Regions from separate parts of the Homo sapiens genome. Here region 2 is linked to region 1. Evidence: chromatin loops called from intact Hi-C (ENCODE). Cell type or tissue: HepG2. All regions are shown on one strand. Links, peaks and the distances in the headings refer to the core of each region. The heading gives the core; the rest is flanking DNA. Region 1 overlaps LOC105371357 (a long non-coding RNA gene). Region 2 overlaps DYNLRB2-AS1 (DYNLRB2 antisense RNA 1).

Evidence for each region. Hi-C counts contacts between places; a loop is a spot of excess contacts. Peaks named below come from ENCODE experiments on the same cell type or tissue, not always from the same donor. Only the 100,000 strongest peaks of a DNase experiment are listed, where the experiment ranks them.
Region 2: it touches region 1 in a loop (3-fold over the local background); 6 of 110 quality-filtered maps call a loop at or near these places.

The regions. Positions count from the first base shown.
Region 1 is chr16:80,086,207-80,102,363 of GRCh38, forward strand. All of the region lies in intron 2 of LOC105371357 (a long non-coding RNA gene), which reads left to right. It overlaps LOC105371358 (a long non-coding RNA gene), which reads right to left. Exons shown (of 4, transcript XR_933777.4): 3 at 11,013-11,134. Among named protein-coding and RNA genes, the nearest start is that of LINC01228, 270 kb to the left of the region's middle. In HepG2, for the core only: no CTCF peak of the experiment used is centred there; no DNase peak of the experiment used is centred there.
Region 2 is chr16:80,456,420-80,472,576 of GRCh38, forward strand. The region is part of intron 2 of DYNLRB2-AS1 (DYNLRB2 antisense RNA 1); the gene reads right to left. Among named protein-coding and RNA genes, the nearest start is that of DYNLRB2, 76 kb to the right of the region's middle. RefSeq lists enhancers at 9,446-10,028, 10,029-10,610. In HepG2, for the core only: a CTCF peak has its summit at 10,149 (motif pointing left); DNase peaks (open chromatin) are centred at 6,672 and 10,172; H3K27me3 peaks cover 344 bases.

The sequences.
Region 1 (16,157 bases), core at 4,611-12,610:
TCCCCCCTCCCCCCACCCCACCACAGTCCCCAGAGTGTGATATTCCCCTTCCTGTGTCCATGTGATCTCATTGTTCAATTCCCACCTATGAGTGAGAATATGCGGTGTTTGGTTTTTTGTTCTTGTGATCGTTTACTGAGAATGATGATTTCCAATCTCATCCATGTCCCTACAAAGGACATGAACTCTCCATTTTTTATGGCTGCATAGCATTCCATGGTGTATATGTGCCACATTTTCTTAATCCAGTCTATCATTGTTGGACATTTGGGTTGGTTCCAAGTCTTTGCTATTGTGAATAATGCCACAATAAACATACGTGTGCATGTGTCTTTATAGCAGCATGATTTATAGTCCTTTGGGTATATACCCAGTAATGGGATGGCTGGTTCAAATGGTATTTCTAGTTCTAGATCCCTGAGGAATCGCCACACTGACTTCCACAATGGTTGAACTAGTTTACAGTCCCACCAACAGTGTAAAAGTGTTCCTGTTTCTCCACATCCTCTCCAGCACCTGTTGTTTCCTGACTTTTTAATGATTGCCATTCTAACTGGTGTGAGGTGGTATCTCATTGTGGTTTTGATTTGCATTTCTCTGATGGCCAGTGATGATGAGCATTTTTTCATGTGTTTTTTGGCTGTGTAAATGTCTTCTTTTGAGAAGTGTCTGTTCATGTCCTTTGCCCACTTTTTGATGGGGTTGTTTGTTTTTTTCTTGTAAATTTGTTTGAGTTCATTGTAGATTCTGGATATTAGCCCTTTGTCAGATGAGTAGGTTGTGAAAATTTTCTCCCATTTTGTAGGTTGCCTGTTCACTCTGATGGTAGTTTCTTTTGCTGTGCAGAAGCTCTTTAGTTTAATTAGATCCCATTTGTCAATTTTGGCTTCTGTTGCCATTGCTTTTGGTGTTGTGGACATGAAGTCCTTGCCCATGCCTATGTCCTGAATGGTGATGCCTAGGTTTTCTACTACGGTTTTTATGCCTTTAGGTCTAGCGTTTAAGTCTTTAATCCATCTTGAATTGATTTTTGTATAAGGTGTAAGGAAGGGATCCAGTTTCAGCTTTCTACATATGGCTAGCCAGTTTTCCCAGCACCATTTATTAAATAGGGAATCCTTTCCCCATTGCTTGTTTTTCTCAGGTTTGTCCAAGATCAGATAGTTGTAGATATATGGCATTATTTCTGAGGGCTCTGTTCTGTTCCATTTGTCTATATCTCTGTTTTGGTACCAGTACCATGCTGTTTTGGTTACTGTAGCCTTGTAGTATAGTTTGAAGTCAGGTAGTGTGATGCCTCCAGCTTTGTTCTTTTGGCTTAGGATTGCCTTGGTGATGCGGGCTCTTTATTGTTTCCATATGAACTTTAAAGTAGCTTTTTCCAATTCTGTGAAGAAAGTCATTGGTAGCTTTATGGGGATGGCATTGAATCTGTAAGTTACCTTGGGCAGTATGGCCATTTTCACGATATTGATTCTTCCTACCCATGAGCATGGAATGTTCTTCCATTTGTTTGTATCCTCTTTTATTTCCTTGAGCAGTGGTTTGTAGTTCTCCTTGAAGAGGTCCTTCACATCCCTTGTAAGTTGGATTCCTAGGTATTTTATTCTCTTTGAAGCAATGGTGAATGGGAGTTCAATCATGCATGATTTGGCTCTCTGTTTGTCTGTTATTGGTGTATAACAATGCTTGTGATTTTTGTACATTGATTTTGTATCCTGAGACTTTGCTGAAGTTGCCTTTCGGCTTAAGGAGATTTTGGGCTGAGACGATGGGGTTTTCTAGATATACAATCATGTCATCTGCAAACACGGACAATTTGACTTCCTCTTTTCCCAGTTGAATACCCTTTATTTCCTTCTCCTGCCTGATTGCCCTGGCCAGAACTTCCAACACTACGTTGAATAGGAGTGCTGAGAGAGGGCATCCCTGTCTTGTGCCAGTTTTCAAAGGGAATGCTTCCAGTTTTTGCCCATTCAGTATGATATTGGCTGTGGGTTTGTCATAGATAGCTCTTATTATTTTGAAATACGTCCCATCAATACCTAATTTATTGAGAGTTTTTAGCATGAAGGGTCGTTGAATTTTGTCAAAGGCTTTTTCTGCATCTATTGAGATAATCATGTGGTTTTTGTCTTTGGCTCTGTTTATATGCTGGATTACATTTATTGATTTGCGTATGTTGAACCAGCCTTGCATCCCAGGGATGAAGCCCACTTGATCGTGGTGGATAAGCTTTTTGATGTGCTGCTGGATTCGTTTTGCCAGTATTTTATTGAGGATTTTTGCATCAATGTTCATCAAGGATATTGGTCTAAAATTCTCTTTTTTGGTTGTGTCTCTGCCCGGCTTGGGTATCAGAATGATGCTGGCCTCATAAAATGAGTTAGGGAGGATTCCCTCTTTTTCTATTGATTGTAATAGTTTCAGAAGGAATGGTACCAGTTCCTCCTTGTACCTCTGATAGAATTCGGCTGTGAATCCATCTGGTCCTGGACTCTTTTTGTTGGTAAACTATTGATTATTGCCACAATTTCAGCTCCTGTTATTGGTCTATTCGGAGATTCAACTTCTTCCTGGTTTAGTCTTGGGAGAGTGTATGTGTCCAGGAATTTATCCATTTCTTGTAGATTTTCTAGTTTATTTGCATAGAGGTGTTTATAGTATTCTCTGATGGTAGTTTGTATTTCCGTGGGATCAGTGGTGATATCCCCTTTATCATTTTTTATTGCGTCTATTTGATTCTTCTCTCTTTTTTTCTTTATTAGTCTTGCTAGCAGTCTATCACTTTTGTTGATCCTTTCAAAAAACCAGCTCCTGGATTCATTAATTTTTTGAAGGGTTTTTTGTGTCTCTATTTCCTTCAGTTCTGCTCTGATTTTAGTTATTTCTTGCCTTCTGCTAGCTTTTGAATGTGTTTGCTCTTGCTTTTCTAGTTCTTTTAATTGTGATGTTAGGGTGTCAATTTTGGATCTTTCCTGCTTTCTCTTGTGGCATTTAGTGCTATAAATTTCCCTCTACACACTGCTTTGAATGTGTCCCAGAGATTCTGGTATGTTGTGTCTTTGTTCTCGTTGGTTTCAAAGAACATCTTTATTTCTGCCTTCATTTCGTTATGTATCCAGTAGTCATTCAGGAGCAGGTTGTTCAGTTTCCATGTAGTTGAGCGGTTTTGAGTGAGATTCTTAATCCTGAGTTCTAGTTTGATTGCACTGTGGTCTGAGAGATAGTTTGTTATAATTTCTGTTCTTTTACATTTGCTGAGGAGAGCTTTATTTCCAAGTATGTGGTCAATGTTGGAATAGGTGTGGTGTGGTGCTGAAAAAAATGTATATTCTGTTGATTTGGGGTGGAGAGTTCTGTAGATGTCTATTAGGTCTGCTTGGTGCAGAGCTGAGTTCAATTCCTGGGTATCCTTGTTGACTTTCTGTCTCGTTGATCTGTCTAATGTTGACAGTGGGGTGTTAAAGTCTCCCATTATTAATGTGTGGGAGTCTAAGTCTCTTTGTAGGTCACTCAGGACTTGCTTTATGAATCTGGGTGCTCCTGTATTGGGTGCATATATATTTAGGATAGTTAGCTCTTCTTGTTGAATTGATCCCTTTACCATTATGTAATGGCCTTCTTTGTCTCTTTTGATCTTTGTTGGTTTAAAGTCTGTTTTATCAGAGACTAGGATTGCAACCCCTGCCTTTTTTTGTTTTCCATTTGCTTGGTAGATCTTCCTCCATCCTTTTATTTTGAGCCTATGTGTGTCTCTGCACGTGCGATGGGTTTCCTGAATAAAGCACACTGATGGGTCTTGACTCTTTATCCAATTTGCCAGTGTGTGTCTTTTAATTGGAGCATTTAGTCCATTTACATTTAAAGTTAATAGTGTTATGTGTGAATTTGATCCTGTCATTATGATGTTAGCTGGTGATTTTGCTCGTTAGTTGATGCAGTTTCTTCCTAGTCTCGATGGTCTTTACATTTTGGCATGATTTTGCAGCGGCTAGTACCAGTTGTTCCTTTCCATGTTTAGCACTTCCTTCAGGAGCTCTTTTAGGGCAGGCCTGCTGGTGACAAAATCTCTCAGCATTTGCTTGTCTGTAGAGTATTTTATTTCTCCTTCACTTATGAAGCTTAGTTTGGCTGGATATGAAATTCTGGGTTGAAAATTCTTTTCTTTAAGAATGCTGAATATTGGCCCCCACTCTCTTCTGGCTTGTAGGGTTTCTGCCGAGAGATCCGCTGTTAGTCTGATGGGCTTCCCTTTGAGGGTAACCCGACCTTTCTCTCTGGCTGCCCTTAACATTTTTTCCTTCATTTTAACTTTGGTGAATCTGACAATTATGTGTCTTGGAGTTGCTCTTCTCGAGGAGTATCTTTGTGGCGTTCTCTGTATTTCCTGAATCTGAACGTTGGCCTGCCTTGCTAGATTGGGGAAGTTCTCCTGCATAATATCCTGCAGAGTGTTTTCCAACTTGGTTCCATTCTCCCCATCACTTTCAGGTACACCAATCAGACGTAGATTTGGTCTTTTCACATAGTCCCATATTTCTTGGAGGCTTTGTTCGTTTCTTTTTATTCTTTTTTCTCTAAACTTCCCTTCTCGCTTCATTTCATTCATTTGATCTTCAATCACTGATACCCTTTCTTCCAGTTGATCACATCGGCTGCTGAGGCTTCTGCATTCTTCACGTAGTTCTCGAGCCTTGGTTTTCAGCTCCATCAGCTCCTTTAAGCACTTCTCTGTATTGGTTATTCTAGTTGTACATTCTTCTAAATTTTTTTCAGAGTTTTCAACTTCTTTGCCTTTGGTTTGAATGTCCTCCCATAGCTCAGAGTAATTTGATCGTCTGAAGCCTTCTTCTCTCAGCTCGTCAAAGTCCTTCTCCATCCACCTTTGTTCCATTGCTGGTGAGGAACTGCATTCCTTTGGAGGAGGAGAGGCACTGTGCGTTTTAGAGTTTCCAGTTTTTCTGTTCTGTTTTTTCCCCATCTTTGTGGTTTTATCTACTTTTGGTCTTTGATGATGGTGATGTACAGATGGGTTTTTGGTGTGGATGTCCTTTCTGTTTGTTAGTTTTCCTTCTAACAGACAGGACCCTCAGCTGCAGGTCTGTTGGAATACCCTGCCGTGTGAGGTGTCAGTGTTCCCCCTGCTGGGGGGTGACTCCCAGTTAGGCTGCTCGGGGGTCAGGGGTCAGGGACCCACTTGAGGAGGCAGTCTGCCCATTCTCAGATCTCCAGCTGCGTGCTGGGAGAACCACTGCTCTCTTCAAAGCTGTCAGACAGGGACATTTAAGTCTGCAGAGGTTACTGCTGTCTTTTTGTTTGTCTGTGCCCTGCCCCCAGAGGTGGAGCCTACAGAGGCAGGCAGGCCTCCTTGAGCTGTGGTGGGCTCCACCCAGTTCGAGCTTCCTGGCTGCTTTGTTTACCTAAGCAAGCCTGGGCAGTGGGGGCGCCTGTAATCTGTGGGCTGATTACCTCATTTCTCTACTGGGGCCCAAGATTCCTTCCCCTTCTTCTCCCTGATTGGAATAAGTTCAAAAAAATAAAATAAAAATTTTCCATGATCCCTCCACCCGCAGGTAATGACTCTAACCTTTTAGAATATTGCCTTCTAATCGTCTAGCCAAATATAGTTTGTAATAAAATTAAGAGTCCTCTAATAGCCAGTTTTATTTCTATACATTTTCAGTTGATGCCACATGGTTTAGTTTTCCCAAGCTACTTAATACTGTTCTTTAATATCAATCTTAATAATTACATAATTGTATTATAGAACTGTATCAACATTTACTCCACAATTCCTCTCTATTCAGATTTTGTCTAACATTTTGATACAACAATTCTGCTCTATAAGGATAGACTCCTTAATGAAAAAAGAATAGACTTCTTGAATTGGAATCAATTGGTCAGAGATTTTTTATTATTTCAATGTATATATTTTTATAAATGGGCCATGTTTCTATTGTAATCAGACTTAAATCCAAACTCCTCAGAATGAAGAGCAAACACCTTCTCAAACTGATTCTTATCCCCTCATCTTTTCATTTTCATCTTTAGCCACTAAAACACACACACACACCCCCCTTTCATATTGTAGCCTTGCTAAAATGCCTGCAGACATCTCAGCATGGGTCAGATGTTCATATCAAGGCTTTTGTACATATTTCTTTGACCGTTGGGATGTACTTTCCCTCTCCTGAACTTGGCCATATTCTCATCTTTTCAAGACTCAAATATCGCCTTCTCTCTGTGAAGTTTTCTCTGAGCTTCCAGGCAAAATGAGCCATCCCCCATCTACCCACCCATCCTTGATGTTCCCATTGCAACCTGTGTGTTTAATAATAATAATTATATTGATCATAATAGTAATCAAGATGAATTGAGCCCTTATCATGTGCTCAGACAGTATTCTAAGCACTTTTTGTGGATTATCCCAGCATTCATGGCTTTGTGGTTTAATGATCAGTTAGCATGTACATCTGTTCCCCCACCCCAGCCACTGGCTGTGTCAGGGAGGGGCTGCACCTTCTTTCTCTCATTACTCCCAGTAATTCAAAATGCCTGACATGAGTAAACTGCACAGCAAATATGTCAGAAATGAATATCTGAACCAATCCTCTACTCATGACTCAGCCCGTTTAGGGCTGTGTTAAAAATGACTGGAGAGCTGGGAAAAGACTACTTGGATGCTAATCCCATGGTACACTCCCTCCAGAAACCCCCAGGCAAGCTCCGCTCCTGGCGAAAAGCTGCAAAGTAAAACCATGCAAAGTCTGGATATTCTTACAAGGCAAAGGGCCTTTCTCTTCTCTCTAGAGCACTGTTGTTTATGCTGAGGCTTTTTGTTTTTGTTTGTTTGTTTGACAGAGTTTCGCTCTTGTTGCCCAGGCTGAAGTGCAATGAAGCAATCTTGGCTGACTGCAACATTTGCCCCCCGGGTTCAAGCCATTCTCCTGCCTCAGCCTCCCAAGTAGCTGGGATTACAGGCATGTGCCACCACGCCCTGCTAATTTTTTGTATTTTTAGTAGAGATAGAGTTTCACCATGTTGGTCAGGCTGGTCTCAAACTCCTGACCTCAGGTGATCCACCCACCTCAGCCTCCCAAAGTGCTGGGATTACAGGAGTGAGACACCATGCCTGGCCTATGCTGAGGTTTTTATAAACATCATCTCATTTAATCCTCTCATTTCAGATCTTGGAGCCCTCTAGGAGACACAACCCTTTTCTTACAGATAGCTTGAAAAAACAGAAGCTCAACAATAGATACTGCTTATAACAAACTCAGAAGGCTGACCCTGTGTGCACTATTTGCCTACATTACCTGCCCCAAATTGTATTTAATAAGCCTCTGAACTCTATCACCGACAAACATAGTTTCTCTTGAGGAAAATGAGGCTCAAAATGATGAAGTGATCTCCCCAGGTTTGCCCCAAGAAAGCAGGAGTATCAAGAGGAGATGACAGGTTATTGGATTCTGCAAACTTCTCTGCCACTTCTTGATTTCAGCAGTTTCCCTGTGAGGCAAATCTCTTTTGAAATCTTACCTGCCTCTGTACAGGGAGGATCCAAGGCAACCCTGTATTAAACATCTGTTATGTGCCTTGTGCCATGCTGGTTTCTTTATAGACCTTATCTCCAGTCCTCAAAGATTCTCCTGCAAGCTAAGGTATTATTTTCTCCTGATTTAATGGATAAAGAAATTGAGACTCAAAGAGGTGACTTCTCCAAACTCACTCAGCTTGTAATATGGCAGAAGTTAAAATTTGGGCCTGGGAGTATTTGTATCCCAAGTCCAAGGTCTTCCCACTCTACCATGTCTTAAACTGATCCTCTGTGGAACATGAATGTGCAGATTGTGATGCCAGAAATTATTCTGTGCTCAAAGGTGTTGGTTAAGCAAAGATAAATTGCTTTATTAACTCTAATACTCATCAGAGCTCTAAATATACCAATGCCCACTGTGTATTTCCAAAAGCAGCTAGAGTATTCCCCTAAATTGTGAAATTATTAGATTGCAAATCCCTGTTTTTGGAAAGCATCATGTGGGAGTAATATGTGGAAGAAAACATTTGGGAAAAGGTTTTATCACACTTAGATTCTCATGCCTCAGAATTTAACTCCATTCTTGTTACCTGTTTGTTGATTCTCTTTACTTGTTCCTCTGAATGTATTAATATGCCCTGACGAGATCTTTGAACTCATCAGGGTTCCTCTGGTAGGTCCCTCATCTTCTAAGGTGACTCTTTTCTGATTGTGCTGCACGATGCACCTCGTTCCTCCAGCTCACCCCATGCCCACACACAGAACATAGCGTCAGACTACCCTGCATGTCTGATGCCTGCTCCCACTCTTAAATCAACTTACTGAACAGGATGCCCAGTGGAATTGGCTTAAATTAACAGCTGCCATGAACAGAATCCCCTTCATGCTTCTTGCCAAAATCTCTTTTTTCCCGGTTTGTAGGTTCCGTTCCCATTCCCCACCCTAATGGAAAAGATACTTCAAAATCCTGGCCCAAAACTTTCACTTGATTTAAAAGCACCATGGTGTTCCATCTGCAAAATTATAAGACCAGATCCATTAATATGCTCAGAGGAGATTGGCTTAAAAGAGAGAGAGTGTCTGTGAGCAAATTTAATCTAAGCCACAGCTTATTTAAAAACTGATAGGAACTAATTAAATTAATAAAATTTTATTGAACTTTAAAACAAAAATCAATTTTTTAAAAATCCCCCTTTCACTGAATTCAAACACAATGAAGTTCTTTTTAATTAAATTAGTTGGTTTTCTTTCCACTCATTCTGAACTCAAAATAGAAGTTCTAAATCTGAAGTTTTCTCTAGTCTCAAGTACATACCTTTTATTTGTCTATTTAAAATAAAGACAAAATCTTTGTGTGTAATACAGTTTCTTTACCTTTTAATGAAGCTGTTAAAATGTTTTATTTCATGACCTGTCAATCCAGGGGTGTGCCAGCCTTGGAGAGTAAGAAAGGACTGACTTGTGGCTTTTGCCAATTTCCATGATGTAAATACTCTTAGCATGGCTTATGATTTCTGATTTCAAGCTATAAGGCTGACTGATGATAGTGAACAGAAAGTTAGGATGAAATGCACACTATCTACTCTCATGATCTGGGAGAGCTGGCTCTGGCCAACTACTGTGTCTTCCTTTATAATCTGATTCCACTGGCATCATCCATCTAGTGTGCCTCATTCCCAGCTACACTTCATGAACATTTAAAAAGCATGACAAGTGCTTCTTGACAATGGCAGTGATTACTCCATTGGCTCAGAAATATACTTAGGTATAGGACATTATTAGATTCAGGAAATATCTCTAAATTCTGGTTTATCAGCAATCCACTAAATTATTATTATTTAACTTTCTATGGATTCAGAGATCTACTGTCTCTTTAGATTTTTATTTTTGTTTTTAAAATTAATGCTACAGTTGTTACAAGTCAAAGAAAATGTTAAATTCATTTTTCTTCACTCCACTATCCTTCCTATTCATAGTAAATCAAACTACTTCCCAAGTTTGTTTAATTCCATGAAAAAATGTTAGAACGTCAGTGAGTCTTCTTTTCTGGACTTGAGAAGTCATTTCTAGAAAAAATTATCCAGGAGTCCTGGCCAAGTATATAAAATCTTAACTATGCCAATCCAGAGAATAAAAAAAGGAATAAATAGAGGCAATTTAGAGGGAGCTAGGGCCCTAGCATTTTTGGAATGTTTACTGTAATTGTACTAAGGGTATTGCATGTATTATCACATCTAATCCTCAAAATGCTCTTTGGTGGCTATTATCATCTTTTATTTGTTAAGAGATTAAAATGCAATTTCATTACATGCCCATAGTCACACAACTAGTGAGCAGAGTGAGTAGGATTCAAATACAGTCATCTTTGATGGCCAAACCCATAATTTTTCCATGATGCTATATTATCCTTTAAAGGTAGCCTAAAGATTATTTCATCCAATTTGCCGAGTCTTCCCCTGGGCTTCTCTCTTCTCTCATCTTGTGACCTACTTATCTACCTTACCTTCACAGATTTGAGCAGATCTAATGCTCAAATCTCTAAAGCCCAATAGGGTAGAAAGCAGGTGCATTATGTCTCTCCACTCACCTCATCCAAAACTTTTCTGCCTCTGTGTAAGAACTGGGAAAGCTCTCCAAATAAAGAGAAGATTTTCTCTACCATAAGAGTAAAGACACATTCCAACAGATACTGCCTCTGTGTTGTTTCTCTGGGCAGCCTGGGTCTTTATCCAGAAAGCCAGCACCCAGCCTAAGAAAACTGATTTCTTCCACACTCTTCCCTCATTCATGCAGATGCCTGTGTACAAAACTTCTGAGGCCCATAGGTAAATTTACCCACAGCTCTTAGTTTTGCCCAGGTCTAGCATTTGGACACGATCAGGTTAGACTATTAAAGGACCCAGCATTTGGCAATCTTCTATAATATGCTGGGCATTTTACTTCCATAGGGTCACAATCCTATATGTAATTACCCATATGTTTTAGTCTCAGGACAAATTTTTTTCTGAGGTATCAAAGACTATACAAAAATATAAGGTAAAATAATAAGGCAAAAAGTATCTTAGGTCTCTGATCATGTCACTTCTCTGCTCAAAACCCTATAATGGAAGAGAAAAATCAAAGACCTCCCATGGCCTATATGGTAGATTTTATTTTTTATGGTGGCTGAAATAACATGCTCTATCCAATATCCTCTTCTGGAAGCTTCTTACTCCCTCAAAAAGAAAGGTCTGCGTTCCATCCTCTTGAAACTCTGTTTGACTTTGTGACTGCCTTGATCAATGGAGTATGGTAGAAATGACACTATGTGACTTTGGAGTCTAGGTCATACAAATGTCATGTACTTCTGCCTAGCTCTCTTGGGACACTCACTCTTAGAACCCAGCCACCACATTATGAGAAAGTCCAAGATGCCCAAGGAGAAGCATACAGCCTTTTCTGAGCTCCCAGCCAACAGCCAACACCACCTTACCAGTTGTGTAAAAGAGCTATCTTTAAAGCAGATTCTCCAACCCTGGCATCAAGCTTCTCCAGCTGATGCCATGTGCAGCAGCAATAACCATCCTTGCTGAGCACTGCCCAAACGTAGGATTGCTAGAAAAATAAAGAATGTTGTTTTCAGCCATAAAATTTGGGGATGATTTGTTACAGAGTAATAGATAACTAGAAGAGCCTACAAGATCTTATATGAGCTGGCTTCCTGTTAACTCTCAGATTTCCTCTCCAGTCACTCTGTACTCCTGTATTTAAAAAAACTTGGCAAACACAAGACCACCTTCAGACATGGGCTGTAAATGCCACACTAACCAGGAGGATAGTTAGGGGAAGAGCAATCCAGGCAAAATGTCATAGTCTTGAAAATCATTGCACAAACGTAGTGAGGTTCACACTTATTACGGTATTTTAAAAATATATGACATGCAGACTGAAATGTATACACATTGTAACTATACAACTTAATGAACTTTTACACACTGAACACATCCATGTAACCACCATCCAGATCAGAAATACATCAGTGATGTACTGAAACTCTTCTTATGACCTTATATAGTCAGCCAAAGGTAACCGTTATTCCAATTATTGATGACATAAATAACATTTGCTTAATTTTGAACATCATGTATATGGAATCATATCATATATCTCTTTTGTATCTGGCTTTATTCACTCAACATTATGTTTGTGAAATTCATCCATAATACAGTTTTTGCGACATAGAATTTCACTATATTAACACAACATTTATTTATTCATTCTACCACTGAGGGACACTTGACCTGCTCTCATTTTTGGTGATTACAAATAATGCTTCTATAAACACTGTTATTTGTGCGACTTCTAGTGTACATATAAATGCATTTTGTTGTATGTATATACCAGGAGTGAAACTGCTGGGTTACAGAGTATGTGTGTGTAAACTTTGGTAAAAGCTGAAAATGTTCCAAAGTGGCTGCTTCGATTTTCACTCCCACTAGCAATGCACGAGTGCTTCCATTACTCTGCAGCCTGGAGAATGCTTGTTATTGTTTCCATTTTAGCTTTTCTGGTGGATGAGTAATGATATTTTACTGTGGCTTTCGTTTGCTTATAACCATTTAAATATCATTTATTTTTATATTGCTTTGCCTTTTTATTGATTTGTGTGTATGTGTGTGATATAAATCCTTTGTTAGATGATTTCAAACATAATATCCATTTTATAGTTTATCTTTTCATTCTTTTAATGGATATTTAAAATATAAACAGAAGTCCTTAATTTTAATATTAGTTTATAATCTTGGCCTTTAGGGTTAGTGCTTTTTAAATTCAGCTTAAGGAATCTGTTTTTAACCCTAAGTTCATCAAGATTCTCACTTGTATTAACTCCTAGACATTTTAGTATTTTATATTTAGATCTACATGTGAAATTAATTTTTGTGTTTGTTTTCAGTTGAACATTTAGTTTTTGTCCATGTGGACAAAATTAATTGACTTGGCATCATTTATTGAAAAGCCCATTTTTTTCCGCTTCACTCTAGGGTCATCTATGCCATAAAGTGAGTGACACGTGCATGTTTCTGAACTCCCTGATAATAGTTTGGATATTTGTCCCTTCCAAACCTCATGTTGGAATTTAATTCCCCATGTTGGAAGTGGGGTCCCATAGGAGGTGTTTGGATCATGGGGGTGGATCCCTCATGAACAGCTTGGGGTGGTCCTGTGGTAAAGTGTGAGTTCTTGCACTATTACTTCATGGGAGATCTGGTTTTTTTAAAGGGGGTAGCACCCCTCCCCTTGCTGTCTCTTGTTTCTCTGTCTCCATGGGATCTGTACATTCTCAGTCTCCTTCCCCTCCCACCATGATTGGAAGCTTTCTGAGGGCCTCACCAAAAGTAGGCACTGGTCCCATGCTTCCTGTACAGCCTACAGATCCGTGAGCTAAATAAACGTATTTTCTTTATAAATTACCCAGCCTCAGGTATTCCTTCATAGCGACACAAGATGAACTGAGACACCCTCTTTTCTTTGCATCACTTTGTTATTCTAACCTTGCTTCAATACTACACTCATTTACTGTAGCTTTATAATGATTCTTGATATTTGATAGTGTACATATACTACTTTCTTTTCTCTTCTTCAAGATTGTCTTGGCTACTCTTAGCCCTTGAAAATTCTACACAAGTTTTAGAAGTTTGTCGATTTACTAACACATAGAAACCTGTCAATTGTTAAATAAAGACTGCATTGAACATATAGGTACCTTTGGAAATAATCAACATATTGCTATATGCCTCCATTTATTAAGTCTTCCTCAATTTATTTCAACGATATTTTATAGTTTTCTGTGTAGAAGTCTTACACATCTTTCATTAGGCTATTTCTAATAATTTAATGTGTGTGATGCTATTGTTAATGCCATCGTTGTCTTAATTTTATTTTCTAGTTATTTGCATATAGAAATACAACTGATTTTTGCACATTGACTTTGTATTTAGCAACCTTGATAAATTCGGTTCTTAGTTCTTATATTTTATTTGTAGATGCTTTTAGATTTCTACTTTTCAGTAATGTTAATGTCTGCTAACGATGGTTACATTCCTTTATTTCTTATTGTTGCATTTCTAAAATTTGTATTCCTTCACTTACTGAACCCTGTGATGCAACATTACATAGAAGTCACAATAGGGGACATTCTTGTTTTATTCTCAATTTCAATGGAATGCTTTAAATATTTCACCATTAAGTATAATTTTTGGTGTGGATTATTTGTTAGTTTGATTTTTGCAGATATCCTTTATCAGAATAATGCTTTTCCTTAGGTCAACTCAGCAAGTATTTGTGATTATGCATTATGTCCAGTCTCTGTCTTAAGCAAAATAATAATTTTATAATGAATAAGGCCAGGTGCAGTGGCTCATGCCTGTAATCCCAGCATTTTGGGGGGCTGAGGTGGGTGGATCACTTGAGGCCAGAAATTTGAGAGCAGCCTGGCCAACATGGCAAAACATTGTCTCTACAAAAAATACAAAAATTAACCAGGCATGGTGGCATGCATCTGTAATTTCAGCTACTTGGGAGGCTGAGGCATGAGAATTGCTTGAATCCAGGAGGCAGAGGTTATGGTGAGTCAAGGTTGCACCACTGCACTGCAGACTGGGCAACAGAGCAAGACTGTGTCAGAAGGAGAAGGAGAGGAAGGGGAAGTGGGAGGGGCAGGAGTAGGGGAAGGAGGAGAATTTTATAATGAATAAGACACTGTCCCCACTCTGAGGAATTTATCAGGGTGTAAAATAGACAAATAACAATAGAGATTGACAAAGGGAATCAGAAACACAACTTACTTGTTCAGGGAAGGTAGGGAAGGCTCTGAGAACACAAAGCATGATAGAAGAGGATCAAAGGATGAGAGAAATTATTTTCAAGCTAATAAGAATGACATGCAAGGGCTACTTCCTTAGAAACTATTTTCTGGGTCTTTGTGTATACATGTAGACCTTAGAGATAAAAGATTACCCTAGATTTCTGTACAACATCAAATTTGGATAAATCTAATATTCTCACATATTCCTAAAAGAATTTGTCATTGAAATAATAAAGAATCCTGTGGTAAATATTTTTAGTGAAAATTCCTGAGTTCTATATATTTGAGTTTTCTAAGAATATTATGTGAACCAAAATGCTGAGAAAGAAATTATGTTTTCCATCCCACAAGTCCATTGTTAGCTCTCTTTTCATTTCCTGCCTTATTTGCCAATAATACCACAGAAAATGAGGGGAAAAAATGGTTGTCTTACAACAGATAACACAGCAAGTGGTTTAGAAGTATTTACCTTCTGTAACCATGATATATACCAAGTGCTAAATAAACACTTGTTGATTTGGCTTGGCCTGGTTACAAGTGTAGCCTCCCAAAGAAAATAGTTTAGTCAGAATTATATTACCTTGAGCCAAAGGCTGCTGAAAGACATACAAATCAAAGACCAGGTGCATGGGATCTTTCAGTTTTAATATTCAAAACAGAAAACAAAAATGGTATCTGAGAGTAAGAATAGGTAGCATTTTAGAATTGGTTTCCCAAGAGGAGTCACTAGACTCATACATCATTTTGGTGACTGTTTTAACCAGAATGTCTCAAATAACTTTAGCTTTGCAAATAGATTACAAAGTTCTGTACATGTCTACCTTCTCCAGGAGAATCACAACCCTTCAAGTTCATCTCCAAACATCTAGCTTTATTTTGAAAGCAGAGAATGGAAGAAAAATGGATTCAGACCAGGGGTCACAAAAATTGAGGGGTTTTGGCTTGAAGTCTGGGGGTAAAGTTGGCATCCTATAAATATCACTTTGGGATTTATCATTGTAGGGCCTGCCAGCCAAACTTCTTAGGCCAGCATTTGCATCTCTTTGCCTAAGAGCTTTGTAGGTCAGAGTCCATTCTGCCCCAAGTGTTAAAGTGTTAATGCCCCCAGTTAAAGCACTCAACAATGACTGCTGGGTATCTGTGTATCTCTGTCAGGTGGGAACTCTAAGCAGAGTTCTACACTGGTTCTCAGAGTTCCTCAGTAGGAGTAAGCTTTTTACTCACAGAGGTAATTTGCTGTTTCACTTTCCCAATCGTCTATCTATTCATGTTTTCTGGGATCACCTCCTGGATAAACCATGTGCATGTTCATTTGAATTCTTGCCTCAGGGTCAGCTTCTCAGGCAACCCAAACTAACAGAGGTTGTTTTTGTTTTAAACAAAGACCATCATTACCCATCCCTCCCCACACCTCTTCTATTTAAGAAGATGGTGGCATCATCAAAAAAAAAATCACACACTCTCTGAAGGAGCTCACACATTTTGCAGTGGGGAACTTGAAGCAATTATCTGGACAAGTCAAGTCAAAGCTACTGTCAATGAGAATCGTGGCTTACTGGAGCACATGCATTGGTTTTTGCTTCACTTATTTGCATAATTGCCTAGATTCTCAGCTTAGTGTGTGTAGACCTGATGAAGAACAATTAATGATCTAACATGAGGGGGACCCATTTCTGTGGCTTCTGGCCAAGAGGGAGACATATCACTGTCAAAGACAGCCATCTGGGGAGAATCTCTCAGGGGGAGAATTTTCCCTTTCAATTAGGAGCAAAC
Region 2 (16,157 bases), core at 5,490-13,489, 370 kb after region 1:
GTAAAAATACAAAATTTAGCCAGGCGTGTTGGCTGCACCTGTAATCCCAGCTACTCCGGAAGCTGAGGCAGAATTGCTTAAACCTGGGAGACAGTGGTAGCAGTGATTGCAGTGAGCCTAGATCGTGCCACTGCACTCCAGCTTGGGTGACAAGAGTGAAGTTCTATCCCCCCAAAAAAAAAAAAAAGTTAAGTGAGGTCATAAGGGGGAACCGCTGCTCTGATAGAAGTGGTGCGCTATAAAAGGGAAAGAAACACTAGGGCTCTCTCTCTTCGCCATGTGAGGATGCAGCAAGAAGGGGGCTGTCTATCAGCCAGGAAGAAAGTCCTCACCAGAAACTGAACTCTGCCAAAACCTTCATCTTGGACTTTCCAGCCTTCAGGACTCCAAGAAAATATATTTCTGTTGTTTAAACCACCTACTCTGTGGTATTTTGTTAGAGCAGCCCAAGCCAACTAACACAAAGATGTAAAGCATACAGGCATTCTCACTGGATTTGATTTTCCAAATACAAACTCGGCTTGTTCAAAATGACATAACAGTCAAACACAGGTCTATGGAAATCCAAAGCTAAGGCTGGGTTGCTAAGACAAAGATGCAGCCTTTAAAATAAGAACTAAAAAAAAAAAAAGCACATTCAAAATTCAACTCTGAATTCAACTCTATCCATGTGGCCTTGGGCACGTTGTGTAAGCTCACTGAATCTCACTTTCCTCATCTATAAATCTCTCATGGGTTCTAAATGAGGTCACTTGTAGTGACATGGAGAACGGACCACAGGTTTTGTTTCCTCTCCCTTCCCTCCGCTGTCATAGTCTTTGGCATTGAAGCTTAAGGTTGAAAGAGAGAGAAAGGTTCTTTGGACACAAGCACTTATGCCAAGTGTGCTAAGAAGAGGTTAATTGTGACACACTCCTCCCACCTTGCCCACCCAACAGCCATCTAGTGCCTCACTAGCTACCCATGTCAAAGGCTGAGCTGAATTGGGAGCAGGTGGACACGAGCAAACAGGTTAAAGCACACAGGGAAACCTAAGTGTCTCCAAGCTCCTGTGGAGGGATGAGACAGCCAGTTGAGCAGCCACTCTTTCATCTTCACTGTCTTGGCCTTGGTTAGGGTTGGAATATATAATTTGGACCAACTTCAAGACTGTTTTAACATTCTCATGGAATCTATTTGTGTACATGATTAGCCAAACATAAAAGCTATTAGAGAAAGATTTTACCACTCCTTCCTTCTACTCTGAAGAACACGCCAGGGTTAATTACAAGATTATTCCAACAGCATACAACATAGCACACAGTAGATGCTCAACATATACCCCCTTTCCCCTTTTTCTCTGTCTTATTGTAACCACCCCATGGATTCTTGCCTGCCACATAGATAAAGCCAATTCACTGAGATAATACTGTTGCAGTCAAGAAAGAGTTTAATTGTTGCAAGGCAGCTGCGCAACAGGAGGAGAGATATTTCTCAGATCCATCTCCCCAAGAGCTCAGAGGCTAGGGTTTTTTAAGGATAATTTCGTGGGCAGGAAAGTAGGGCATGGGTGCTTCTGGTTGGTTGAGGATGGAATCATAGGAGTGTCAGAGCTGTCTTTGTGTGCTGACTCAGTTCCTGGGTAGGGGTCACTGGTCAGGGTGACATTGCTTTTTCTACCAGAAGGCAAGGTCTGAAAAATATCTCAAACACCAGTCTTTGGTTTTACAATAGCAATGTTATCTATAGGGGCAATTAGGGAACTTACAAATCTTGTGACCACCAGCCATGTGACACCTGAGCAGTCAACAAGTAGGAAGCAATGACTAGTTATCATTTAACTATGCAGATGTCTTAGCCAAATTCAGGCCCATCCCATAATTCTAATCTTGTGACCTTCCATTGGTTTTACAAAAGTGGGTCCACAAACAAGAAGTGGCTAGTTTTGGGAAGAGCTATTATCATCCTTAAGGTTAAACTATAAACTACATTTCTCCCATAGTTAAGTTAGCCCATGCCTAGGAGTGGGCAAAAGGAGTTAGCTTGTGAGGTTAGAAGCATAGAGTCTGCTATGTCAAATTTCTCTTACTGCCATAATTTTTGCAAAGGCAGTTTCATTATTACACTCCCAAGGTTTCAGAAATCTCGAAATTGGAAGAGAGGCAGCCAGCATGTATGGAGCAAGCACAATGGTGCCAAGCCTTTCCCAAATTCTCTCATTTATGCCTTACAACTCTCCCACCAGGAAGGTACTGATGAGAAAACCAAGGTACTGATGAGAAAACCAAGATGTCAGAAAAGGGAAGTGACCTGACCCTAGCTTCATAGTCCTCGTTTTTGCTCGTGCCCAAGTCTTCCCTGGTTCAAACTCCAGACTCTTTCGCGCACCCTCTTGTGATGTACCTGGAACTTGGAGTCTGGCTTGGGTTGTTTCATTCCATGCCCTGACACAAAAATTAGCCAGAAAAGGACAAAATCCCCCAGAATACTTGTATCCTGGAGTCCCAACTCACCAACTCAGACAGACCTAAAGGGAAAATGTTTGCAAGAGTGATACAAGGACCCAAGGAGAAAGGAAGGGGCCAGGAACAGACTTGGAAATAGAGGCCAAGCTTCTAATATAGAATAAACTAGCAATTTTCTGTGAGCTGCTGATTAAATACCTACCTCCCTCAGAGCCTCAGTATCCCCATCTGTAACATGACAAGGTGGTTGATTAAAGTGGTTGCAAGCCTCTAGCTCGAACACTTTATCATTGGCTCAGTTTTCTAGACACACAGAGCCGAAAGCTTTGGAGCCTACATTTTTCAGATAATCAGCTCAATTCACAATTCTACCCATACACACAGCCAAAACAACAGAAGCAATGGGCTTTCTTAAGGAAGTTGAATGGAGACCTGCAGAATACAGTCCCCAGTAAAGAGAAACACTCCAGCCAAATGCAGATCAGATTCTCAAATGGAAAATCACATTCCACAGGTTCCTGGAGGAGGAGGATAGGGGAGGAAGCTGCTGCTTCCAATAAGAGCTTCATTCCAGAAATCCCACATAATGGCCTCCCAAGCGCCCTGGTGTGATAAAGAGATGACTATTCCAGTTGAGAGAATCAAGTCCTCAGGGAAAGGTGGGTGGAGGACCAGGGAGGGCTCTTCCAAGAGAGGTTGAGCTCAACTCTTTAAACTGGAATATTGACTCTTCTGTTTCCAGTGTGATGATTTGAACCTGGTGAATACCTCATCCCTGCCAAAAGCCTGTCGCAATTAAGTATGTTTTCAATTGGGAAATGGAAGCGTATCAGACCTGGCAGGAAAACCAGAGAGCAAATCTTTATTAGGGCCTTGGGGCTCATACCAATATCTGGGACTGTCACCATCCCCACTGCCAACAGAAGGGAACATTCTCCCTGCCTCTGAAACTCAGAATTTGGAATCAGAAGACACCAAGACTATTTTTATTTCTCAGTAAACTTCCAGGTGAAAAAAAATAACAAAACATACTCTGCTTTTTCATTTTCAATTGGAAATTAAAAGTATAAGCAATTCCTCCATGTTTGTATTACTCCTTCTTTGAAGGTTTTCCTGCTGTTCCCCATCTCTGAGCACTATGACCCCCAACTCAGGGCCCTGCTGGGCAGAGCTGAACACTTCTCTATGTCACCAACACCGTCCCTATCACATCCTCCTAGCACGACACATGATCACATAAATTGGCATGTCTTCATGTGCCTGATTCCTCCTGAACTATTCTCCTTCCGCCCGCCTTATTCCTCCCTCCCTCTGTTAAGCACCAGAAACAAATGTGACCTAAAAGGAAGGCCATGAGCCTGGAAGTCGGGTAGAGATGGTTCTAACCTCAGCCATACTGTGACTCACTCTGGACTAAATGGTTTTACATCACTATGACTTTCTTCATCAGTAAGATAGAGGAATAAATACTTCATCACAGGCTTCTTTGGTTAGTTAAATGGAAAAAAAATGTATGACAAGAGTCTAATATATGGCAATCACAAGTTGTTCTGTCTCTTTCTTCTTTCTTGTTCTCCTACCTCTTCCAGGTACACCGTTTCTGTGGAAAGACTATCACTACAGCCCAGAACTCTGGTGGGGCATGGAGAGGAACCCGTGAGAGCATGTCATGGAGGGAAATAATGATTTTCATTTTCACCTGTGCCTGACTCAGTGTTCATGCAGCAAAGAACAGAGGATTTAAGTGTCCTTGTCTGGTCTCCAGGAAATTCCCAGGAGAAAGCAAACCTGGTCTGTACTTTCTGTAGCTGCTGACTTATGAATGAATGCATGCCCTTCAAAAAGTATTTTTTAAAGGTTTCATTTTTTTCCAAAGCTATTGACTTACAACTGGTATCTGGCTTTGACTCCAGAACAGGTGGCTTTAGGGAAGATTCCTGGAAGACAAAGACATGACACCCAAACCTAGAACTTGGTTTTGAATAATTAGAGATAAGGTCAGAGAAGGGATGGCATCCTCAGATAGAGGAAAGGGGATTATTTGACAAAAGTGTAGAGGAACAGAATAAACCTGGGGACCCGAATGTGGGGTTAGGAAGTGGTGAGGGATAAAAAGGTCCCATCTATCACCAAAGCTGGCATAGAAAGGGTGCTCAAACAAAAGGGAATCTATTAGAAAATGAACTAACCAATCTAAAAGGGCATAAGTAGGGTTGCTTAAAACCTTCTACATCCAGTACTCTGATCCTCTTCAACTCTTGCCAGAATCCAGAGAGAGAGAGAGGATACCCTAGCTCTGTTTCCTGCCAGTATGTCTGTTAAACCAGGGCCTCTGCCAGGTGAGTCTCGCTGCTGTGGAATGATATCCTGGGATGCAGAGTTGCCAATGTGTACCTATTCATTTGCACTGAGAGAGAGGCACACCTCATGTCAGGACCCTCACAGATCCAAATGGTTTAGGGAAGCAGATTCTGAATCAAACCAAGCTCCTCTGCACAACCAGCCACCACCACTTGGCCATACCTGTAGCTGTGGAGTCAGGACTCTCTTTGGAGTCTTACAAAGGGAGAACAAATTGAATAAAGATTAAGGAGTATGAGCAGTGATAGGGTTTGCCTCTGTGTCTCCGCCCAAATCTCACCTCAAATTGTAATCCCCACTTATCAAGGGAGGGACCTGGTGGGAAGTGATTGGCTCGTGGGGGGCAGTTTCCCCCATGCTGTTCTCATGACACAGAGTGAGTTCTCATGAGATCTGACGGTTTAAAAGTGAGACACTTCTTTATTCTCTCTCTCCTGCCGCCATGTGAATAAGGTGTTTGCTTCCCCTTCACCTTCCACCATGATTGTAAGTTTCCTGAGGCCTCCCCAGCCATGCAGAACTAAGTCAAACCTCTTTCCTTTATAAATTACCCCATCTCAAGTGGTTCTTTATAGCAGTTTGGAAACAGACTAATACAAGCAGTATTCTTGCCCACCCCTAAATGTACAAGTGTCCCAGGGCAGCACTCAGGCACCTGTTTTAAGAACCACCTGACCCATCTCTGCACCCAGCTATGCTGACTTGGGAGGCAGGAACAAGCCCAAATCCTGGCTGGTCCTCATGACTTTGATCCTTCAAAGCTTGCATTTAAGAAAAAAAGAAAGAAAACATGGAAAGGCAGTTAGGTTTCCATTTTCCGTTGTGCCTGATGTAGTGTTCATGCAGCAAGGAACAGACAGTTTAAGGGACCTTGTCCGGTTTCCAAAGAATTCCCAGATGCAAATTTCCCAGGAGCAAGCAAACGTGGTCTTTACTTTCTGTAGCTGCTAACTTATGAAGGAATGCATGCTCTTCAAAAAATATTTTGTAAAGATGTTCTTATTTTTTCCAAAGCCATTGACTTACAACTGGCATCTGTAGGCTACCAAAAGTAATTATAATAAATGAAGAGAAACTAGAGAAATGTTGCACAGGAAAGGGGAAATAAAAAGGAAATTTTATATACACGTACAAATGCATGTAGATGCGTGTATGTACATATGTAAATTCATTTTGTTTTCAAATTTAATGTCAAAACAGCTATAATTGCTCATTCTCCTTGTGTCAGGGGAGGAGGGATCATGTGCTCAGATGTCACCAAATGCTTCTTAAGTTCTCAACTACAAAGGACATTTTCCCTGCTCAATTTCATTATGGGAACATAACTTTACTGTCACCAACCATACAGGGAAAATCAGGTAACAAAAGAAGGAAGGATTGTGTCATTGTTGTTGCTGCTGCCGTATACAAAATATACAGTGATCGCAGAAAACCTCAAAAATATACACTCGTGAGAAAGACAACACAGAATCCTGCCACCCAGATGACTGCTGTTCACATGCTTGGTGTACACCCTTCAAGATTTCCCCCCTGCACCCAGGCACACACCTATACATTATAAACACATATACACATATGTGTGCATGTAGACATTCACATGGGCATAAGTACTATTGTCCCTGACACTTTTTTCTTCAGAATTGTGGCACAGATTGGAGGACCCCTAGGACACAGACAGGGCATCACCACCCACTGATGGTAACTGTGAAATATCTAGAACAGGGGCCCTCACAAGTTTTTCTGTAAAAGGGCAGATGATAATTATTTTACGCTTTGCAGGCCAGAGGGTCACAACTACTCAATGCTGCTATTATACCTGGAAAAGCAACCATCGATAATACGTGAGCAAATAGCTGTGGTTGTGTTCCGATAAAGCTTTATTTACAGAGCAGGAGGCGGGCTGGTGGCCCAAGAATAGTTTGCCACTCCCTGGTTTAGAACATACCATAAACCAAAAAGAGTCAAGAGAGCAGGAGACAGATTGAAGTGCATCCCTCACTGAAGAGCAAATTTCTTTTCCGTGGTCTGTGCTAGTCTCTTGCAGCAACCGTTTCTGCTTTAATGTGCATCCTCTGATACAATAATGACTATAGATAATTAGATTAAGTGAAGTTCACCCTTGTCCCAAAACAAGCTTTTTGAGACAGCAATTTCACTCCCTTTTTCTAGCTCCAGTTTCAGGGAGGGAGCCAGAACAGAAGTCACACTGACATGTCACAGGAATGCAGCAAGGTGAGGCCAGGGTGGCGTTCACTCATGTAAAACACCCTGGATCACACACCATCAGTAAATGATTTATTAAAAGCTACAAGATAAACACCGATAAAGTCTTCAGATACAGAGGCCCATGACATCTGCACAGGATGAGAGAATCAGAATGATTAATAGGGAAGGAGACAGGCTGGAAATACAGAAGACCTGCACCACCTGTGGGGAAGATCCTGGAGAACACATTTCCCACCTGCAAACAGCCTTCCAACCTCAGGCAATAAAATACACCTCTAATAACAAAAGCCATTTTGCACTATTTTCCCCCCTAGGTTTTGAGATGTAGCTCCTAAGTCCTTCATAGTGTTCAGATCCGTACCGACACAGCCTATTCTCAACAGTCACCTGACAGGCAGGGAGACCCTGCTTCTCCCGTTGAATCTTAATGACCAAGCAAATCTTAATGCGCAGCTCCAGCCGGGAGGTTTTGCAGATGCACATCCTGCACCCTCTGAGTCGCCCTCTCTCCCTGGATGAGCCAGGCCTTTCAAGGATCAGTGCCTGCACTTAACTCAATGTTCTGCTCAGCTGCTCACTCCAACCTTGCCCTTTCTTGCAGCTTCTGCAGAGATCCAAGATGTCTTCTGGGAATTTCAGCCAACAAGGGGAAATGACACTCCAATTAAACCTTCCTCTGTGATTTTCTGTTTCTTCCCACCTCACACCCATGTGCACACACTCAACCACACTTGTTTTCTACTCAGTTACCTATGGAAACACAGTCTTTTTGTGCCTGCCTCGGTGTTGGTTCCTGGAGATAAAAAGATTAATAAAATACAGTTGGTGACCTTTAATACCTTGTAGCCTATTGGGTAAGAATGATATGGACATAGAACACTCAACATCATGCAATCATGTTGTCGTCATGGTGTGTAAAAAGTACTACAGATCCAAGGATAAACAGACACAGGCACACACAAAAATGCAATAGCAAAAAGTCTGCAAGGAAGGATTGGAAATAGATAATGGTAAATGCCCCCTTCCCATTCCAAAAAAGGGTGTGGGAATGTGGATTAGATGAAGAAAGAGGTGGAATGTCTGTCATGTTTGGGTGTTTTGGTTTTGGTTTTGCATTAAAAATGTATTATACTTAGTGATATTATTTCTACTACCATGTAATTTAATTCTAAAATCCTCTAATTGCAGTTGAGCCAGGAGAAAGGTAACAGCACCTAGGGGACAAAATTCAAGGAGGCATTTGCTCCTGGAGGGATGGAGGTGTAGGGCTGGCTAAAGTAGCACAGAGAAGAGAGCAAGGAACGGTGGGAGCTTGGGAAAGACCTCAGAACAGGGCCATGTTGGAGCTGGGCCTTGCAAATTGGGAGAAAGAGAGAGATGATCCTGGGAGAGAAGAGAGATGATTTGGCAGAGAGAGCAGCATGGGGGAAAGGCAGGGAAGTACAATGGAGGATGATGAGTAATTATGAATGCCAAGGACAGAGAATGTGGGGTGAGAAGGAGAAAGAAAAACACACATATGAATACTTGCACACACACACTCATACATACACATGCCCAGATAGCATTTTCATTAAAGGGTCAACTTGTATGCTCACCAGCAGTATCTAAAATGAGATTGAGTGGCTGGCTGCCCCAGCCTCATGGTTCCAGTCCAGATGCCCTCAAGAAGCTCAGTATTATTGCTTTACTCTAAATCGTGTCTATATCTTGATGGATCTTGAGATCCATTCCAAGGGTGCCACTTAGACCTCTTGTCTCTCCTTCCTCCATCCCTTCCTTGAGTTGCCCTCTTCTAGGGACCATTTGACAAAGCTAAGTCACATAATAAAATTTTCTACTAAGTATGCCAGACATCGTTCCTAGTGCCTCACCTATATTATCTCATTTATGTATCACAAAAATCTAACATGTACATAGTTATTATTACCATTTTATAGACAGAGCAACTTGGGGTCAGAGTAATTAAGTCGCTTAACCAGAACACAGAGGAAAGAAATGAGAAGGCCAGGCCTCAAAGCCATACCAGCTGATGCCAAATGGGGGTATTTGGTTTTTTGTTTTTGTTTTGAGATGCAGTCTCTATCACACAGGCTGGAATGCAGTGGCACAATCACAGCTCAATGGAGCCTCGACTTCCTGGGCTGAAGCGATCCTCCTACCTCAGCCTCCCAAGTAACTGGGACTACAGCCACAGACCACAACACCTGGCTAATTTTCCTATTTTTTCTAGAGATGGGGTTTCACCATGTTGCCCAGGCTGATCTTGAACTCCTGGGCTCAAATGATCCTCCTACCTCAACCTCCCAAAGCGCTGGCATTACTGGCGTGAGCCACCATCCCCGGCCTCATGCCTAACGTTATGCTAACTATTGTGCTATCCTCTGCAGTTAATTACAGAAAACACCTGCACAAAAATGCGTGGCAGTCAATGCAGTAGAGAAGAGATAAAGACCTAACTTGGGGTTTCTGAACAAATAGTCCCTGTCCATAGACCATGAGCAAAGGTGGACGCAAACAGCCCTGACAAGTGAGCGGTTCTAAAGGCGTGCAACCTGCAGCTGTCAGTATCAGGTAAGTTGTGGAGAATTACCTCGAAGGTGGCTAGGGTTGAATCCTGGTATCCTGTCTCTGTAAGGAACCAGAGGATGTTGCCTACAGCCTGTTTCTGCTCTCAGGCCATTCTCTTTGCACTTCAAATATCGTGGGGAAGGTGTTTTGCATTCATGTTACGGAGGGTAATTGTTGTGAGTTCATCTATCAAAAAGCCACTGATGGGTACATTTACATAAGAAAGAGAGAAATGAAAGTCAACGAAAGCCCAAGTCTCAGTTGTTTGACTTCTGTGCGCCACAGGGCACAGTTCTCCAAAAACAGACCGAACTGTGGGCAAAGGACAGCTTAGCTGTTTAGAAGTAAGGAAAGCCTTTCCTTTGGTCAACCCTGATTATGCTCTATAGGGGCATTAGGTTACCACTGAGAAACTGTACTGTCCTACCCTCATCCCAAAGATGGGGACTCCGTGATCTGACAGAGCCCTCTGCCTGTCGGGGAGACCTGGCCGTGAGAGCAGGGCACCCGGGCCCTGAAACCGCAGGGATGGGGGTGCACGCCGGGCCATGACAAAGGAAACAGCGCCATCTTGTGGCTCCAGGAGAGATGAGCTACACTTCCCGCCCATTGTCTCACGAGGGCACGTAGTTAACTTACCAAGAAGAAATTTGAAATTTGGAAAACAGAAGTCAACCGTGCCTTTATGGACAGCATGGTAGGCAAAACCTGGCCCAGTCCCATTTTGTCTGATCTGTGGCTAAGGGAGAGAAATGGCAGTGTGTTAAGGGTCGTCACCACCAAATGTAGGCGCTCCTGGGGACAGCAAAGCATTCCCTCACTTGGCATCAGGAGGGACCGGTCCTTGACCCAAGCACAGATCCTTTCGGGTGCAAAAAGAGGACCAAGATAGAGGTCATGGATTACGTTCTGGATGTTGGTGACAATGGCTGCAAATAAAAAGCACTTAAGATTTGCGAGGCACTCTGCATGCATTAATGAATAATTAATAATTAATGAACTAATACTTAAGGAATAATTAAACAGTTGCTTAAAATTAACCCTCATAGCAACCCCAGAGGAGGTAAGGTGCTAGTACTATCTCCATTTTTCAGATGAACAAACTAAGTCCCTCGGAAACAATGCAGAGTACCCTGGGCTAGGTCACCCAGGTAGCTAGGATGACAGCCAAAATTAAAACACAAGCCTGTCTAACTCGAGTCTCATGCCCTGAAGTTACTTCTACAGTTTCTTACATGATGCTCCAGAAACCAGCTACACTGGATACACACAGCATGTATACTGAAATACAAAAATATCTCACCCTACCCTAAACATACCGAGTCAGAATCCCTGGGTGGGTGTGAGAATTGGCACTTTAGCAAGTTCCGCAGGTGATGAGATACCCAGCCCACAGGTGCCCTGGCTAAACTGTGTCTCCCAAAGTTTGTGTGTTGAAGCCCTAATCCCCAGTATGATGGTATTTGGAGATGGGGCCTTTGGAACTGCTTCTTTTGGATGAGGTTATGGTGGTGGTGCCCACATGATGGGATTAGCACCCTTATAAGAAGAAATGACCTACTGGGTGAGGTGGCTCACTCCTGTAACCCCAGCACTTTGGGAGGCCAAGGCGGGCGGATCATGAGGTCAGGAGATTGAGACCATCCTGCCTAACACAGTGAAATCCTGTCTCTACTGAAAATACAAAAAAAAAATAAATAAATAGGCGTGGTGGCGGGCATCTGTAGTCCCAGCTACTCGGGAGGCTGAGGCAGGAGAATGGCGTGAACCCGGGAGGCGGAGCTTGCAGTGAGCCAAGATCGCGCCACTGCACTCCAGCCTAGGCGACAGAGCGAGACTCCATCAAAAAAAAAAAAAAAAAAAAAAGAAAGAAGAAATGACCAGAACTCTTTCTCTTTCTACCGTGCAAAGACATATCAAGAAAGCAACTGTCTGCCAGCCAAGAAGAGGGACTTCTCTGAAAACCAGCCATGCTGGACCTTGATCTTGGACTTCCAGAACTGTGAGAAATAAATTTTTGTTGTTTAAGCCACCCAGTCTATGGTATTTTGTCATGGCAGCCCGAGCGGATTAACGCACCAGGATACATATCCGTGGGCCAGGTCATGCGAGCTCATCAGTAAATATGCCTGTTATATTAATGAACAACCAAGAGATTTCAACACTCTGGCCCTTGGAAGAACTGTGCCAAGGACACATGTGTACTATTTCCAGGATTTAGCCTCTTTTCCAACCTACCTCAAGGTGACATTGCCTTGGAATCTGTCTTCCAAATGTAAGAAGAACGGCCTCCTTCCTACATCACTAAAGATTCACGGGGGAGGGATTCCAAAAGCAGACGTGATAACCTGGTGTAAATGTGCAGAAATGGGAAGAGTAATAGGAGCTTTGCTTTGTGTAGTGCCTTACAGTTTTCTGGCACATGTGATTTCTTTAGATAGCTGGACTTTTCCCTGTGAGGTAGAGAGGCCATATAATTATGACCTTGGTTTACCAGATTATAAAGCAAAGACAAATGGAATCGCAGAGCCCTGCCCGTGGTCACCCACTAACGACATGGAGAACTCAGCCTAGTTGGAAGTGCAAGTAAGATAACAGAAAAACATGGGCTGATCAGGAAATAAAATTAGAGGAGTCGCCATAGCTTGGAAGAGGGGTTTGTCTATCAGGATGCTTGCAGCAAGAAAATTCAACCCAGATGCTCAAATGACAAACAAGAGGCCTTAATAACAAGATGACATACAAGGCATGGGCAGGGATCCGGGAACAAACACAGAATGGGGTGCCCCTTGGGATCAGCAACAGGGGAAAACTGTTCCCTCTCCCAAGACTAAAATAGCAAGAAGAGGAAGAGATGGTGTTATGAACCAAGAAGATGGGCAGGAAGTAAAATAAATAAGCCAAAACAAGGACACCAAAAGACAGGCTCTGTTTTTAGACAACCATTTCTCCAAAAACCAGTCACTCCATATTCACTTGAGCGGGAGGCCTGTTTTCTAAGAAACAAGTCAATCAATGGCCTTTGAATGGGTCTTCCCGAGGAAGCCTGTTTCTCAACCTCAGTCATGCTGGGAGTGGGTAGGGGGTGGTCACTCTCCAGTAAGATGCAGGGACAGATCTCCTGGACCACTGAGTCCCTGGTCTTCCTTCAGCCCAGCACACTTGTGTGAAGTGGGAAATTCAACACCTGAGAAGTAGAAATAACACGATAGTTCTTTATAGACTCCCCAGACTCTATTTCAACAGAAAAAAAATTAAAAAGAATATCCCTACTGCTCATAGATTGTTTACTACTCTGTCAAACATTTCTTGATATATTCTTTCCAGTTATGCAAAGCTTTTAAACACAAGGATGCAATATTTTATAAGTATGTGTAAGGCAGGGCTTCTCAACCTTGGCCAGATCATTCTTTGCCATGGGAGGCTGTGTGGTGTACTGTGGGGTGTTAGTAGCATCCTTGGCCTCGACCCAGTAAATGTCAGTAGCATATCTCTCCCCCTCAGTTATGACACCCCAAAATATCTCCAGACATTGCCAACCATCCCCTTAAGGGCAAAGTCACTCCCTCTCTCCTAGTGAAGTCCTGTTCTAAGTGACCCCAATTTGATGAGCTGAATTCTTCCATTAACAATGAGAGGGCCAGGGTTAGGGTGAGGTGAGTGATGATCTTAAGACCCTGTCTTTATTTAAATGTTGATGTTTTGTTGAACATGGATTTTTTTGGCATTAAATTTTTTAAAGATTGCATTAAAATATTATCTTCACTATTGAGTGTTTTTCATGACCCCTTAAATTTTGCATTTGGAACAAGTGCTTCACTTGCCTCCCTTAGTCCCAGTCCTGGGCAAGGTACCCCTGGAGCCGTGAATACCAGGAAACAAAGTTCTTCTGCTTCCCTCTCATTCATTCATTCAGTCAGTCATTCAATTTTCCCAAGTCCCCCTAGTATATAACTAGCTCATTATTTGCAATAGCTGTATAACAACTCAAAGTATGGGTCACCATAATTTCCATGACAATTCCTACATAATAAAAATGAGGAATAGGCCCGGTGTAGTGGCTCACACCTGTATTTCCAGCGCTTTGGGAGGCCAAGGTGGGTGGATCACCTGAGGTCAGGAGTTCCAGACTAGACTGGCCAACATGGTGAAACCGCATCTTTACTAAAAATACAAAAATTAGCCAGGCATTGTGGTGGGTGCCTGTAATCCCAGCTACTTGGGAGGCTGAGGCAGGAGAATCACTCGAACCCAGGAGGCGAAGGTTGCAGTGAACTGAGATCGCGCCACTGCACTCCAGCCTGCGCAACAAGAGCGAAACACCATCTCAAGAAAAAAAAAAAAAAAAAAAAGGTATAAATAGAACTGCATTAGATGCCTCATAAAAAGCATCTTAGAAGGAAAATACTAAGAACCAAGGGATCAGTTACCAGGTAAAGCAACAGTCCAGGGCGGACACGACTGTGACTCAGACTAGGTATGGGCTGTGGACATGGAAAGAAATGTGAAGATTAAAAAGATAGAGTCAACAGATATTGGTGGTGAACTGAATGTAGGGAATGAAGATGAGAAGTTTGTCAAAGGTAAGTCCCAGCTTTCTAACACGAGTAACTAGGTGCAGGTCATTACAGGTGATGAAATGGAGAAGCCTCAAGAAGGAGCAGGGTGGGAGTAACCATGCAGAGGAGTAGGGTGGGAGGAACCATGTGTCAGGGATCACAAGATGAGCTTGGCAGTGAGGGGGAAAAGGGGTGGCTGGGGTGCATCCACGTGGAGTTCTCAAACATGGAGACTGGCCTGGAGATGCAGCTGCAGGTGTTAGCAGCATTTAGATCATACCTGAAGCTGTGGAGTGCATGAGCTTTCCTATGGAGGAAGGAGAACCACAAGACGGTCTGGGACCAAGCCCTAAGGGACTCTCCTACTTAAAAGGCAGGTAGAATCAACAGCAGATGCTGAAATTAGGGGGCAAAAGTATGATTCAAAACAGGATATTTGCATAATCTCAAAGAATCTTCCCCCGAGGTAATTATTAATTACAAAGGGGAAATAGTCATTTTAAAGTCGATGCTACCTTAACCAAATAATCAAAATTAATCTCACAACAATGAGACATAGTAACATCATGTGCCTCCTGATTTGATGCACTGAGAAGGACACAGCATCACTTCTGTGATTTCCTTGCCAAAAGTGCATAACCTCAGTCTAAACTAAAGCAAACATCAGCAAAACCCAAAATAAAGGTCACACTACAAAATAACAAGAGGGTACTCTTCAAGTCTGTCAAAGTCATGAAATACAAAGAAAGACGGAAGAATTGTCCCAGATTGGAGAATATTAAGATGACATGATGACTAAATGCAATGTGTAATCCCGGAATGAAGTCTGAACCAGGCAAAAGACAAGAGTGAACCAACTGAAGAAATTTGAATAAGATCTGCCGATCAGTTATGAGTGTCAATACCAATTTCCTGGTTTTAAAAATTATACTATGGCTATGTAGAATGCTAACATTCCAGGAAGATAGACGAAGGGCAGATAGGAATTCCCTTGTAAAACTTTTGCAACTTTCTTGTAAGTCAAAATAAAGAGTTTTTAAAATATAGGTAGAGGAGGAGGACCCAGCAAGAGACAAAAATAGTGATCAGAGAGGAAGATGGGGATGGCATTGGGGAAGCCAAGCAAAGAGCCACATTAAGAAAAAAAAAATGGGTATTCAATAAAGTTAAATGTTGCTGAAAGTCAAATAAAATTCAAATGAGTCTCTTGGATTTTATCTCCTTTCTATATACTTTTTATTGAGGTTTAATATAAAAAAAGAAAAGTTCAGAAATCACAAGTGAATACCTACGTATAAAAACACCCAATTCAAGATACAGAACATTAACACCACCAAAAAGCCATTTCTGTACTATCTGTTATTGTCCTTCCTTTCTACAAAAGTAATGGCTGTTGTGACTTCTACCACCATGGGTTAGTTTTGCCTCTTTTTAAAAAATGGATATAGGGCCGGGTGGGATGGCTTGTACCTATAATCCCAGCACTTTGGGAGGCTGAGGCGGGAGGATCCCCTGAAGTCAGGAGTTCAAGACCAGCCTGGCCAACATGGTGAAACCCCATCTCTACTAAAAAATACAAAAACTAGCTGCGCGTGGTGGTATGCACCTGTAATCCCAGCTACTCTGGGGGGCTGAGGCAAGAGAATCGCTTGAACCCGGGAGGCGGAGGTTGCAGTGCGTAGAGTTCGCGCCACTGCCCTACAGCCTGGGTGATAGAGCAAGACTGCATCAAAAAAAAGAAAAATTGATATAAATAGGCCAGGTGCAGTAACTCACACCTGTAATCCCAGCACTTTGGGAGGCTGAGACGGACGGATCACCTGAGGTCAGGAGTTCAAGACTAGCCTGGCCAATATGGTGAAACCCCATCTCTACTAAAAAAAATAAAATAAAATTAGCTGGGCATGGTGGTGCATGCGTGTAATCCTAGCTACTTGGGAGGCTGAGGCAGGAGAATCACTTGAACCCAGGAGGCAGAGGTTGCGGTGAGCAAAGA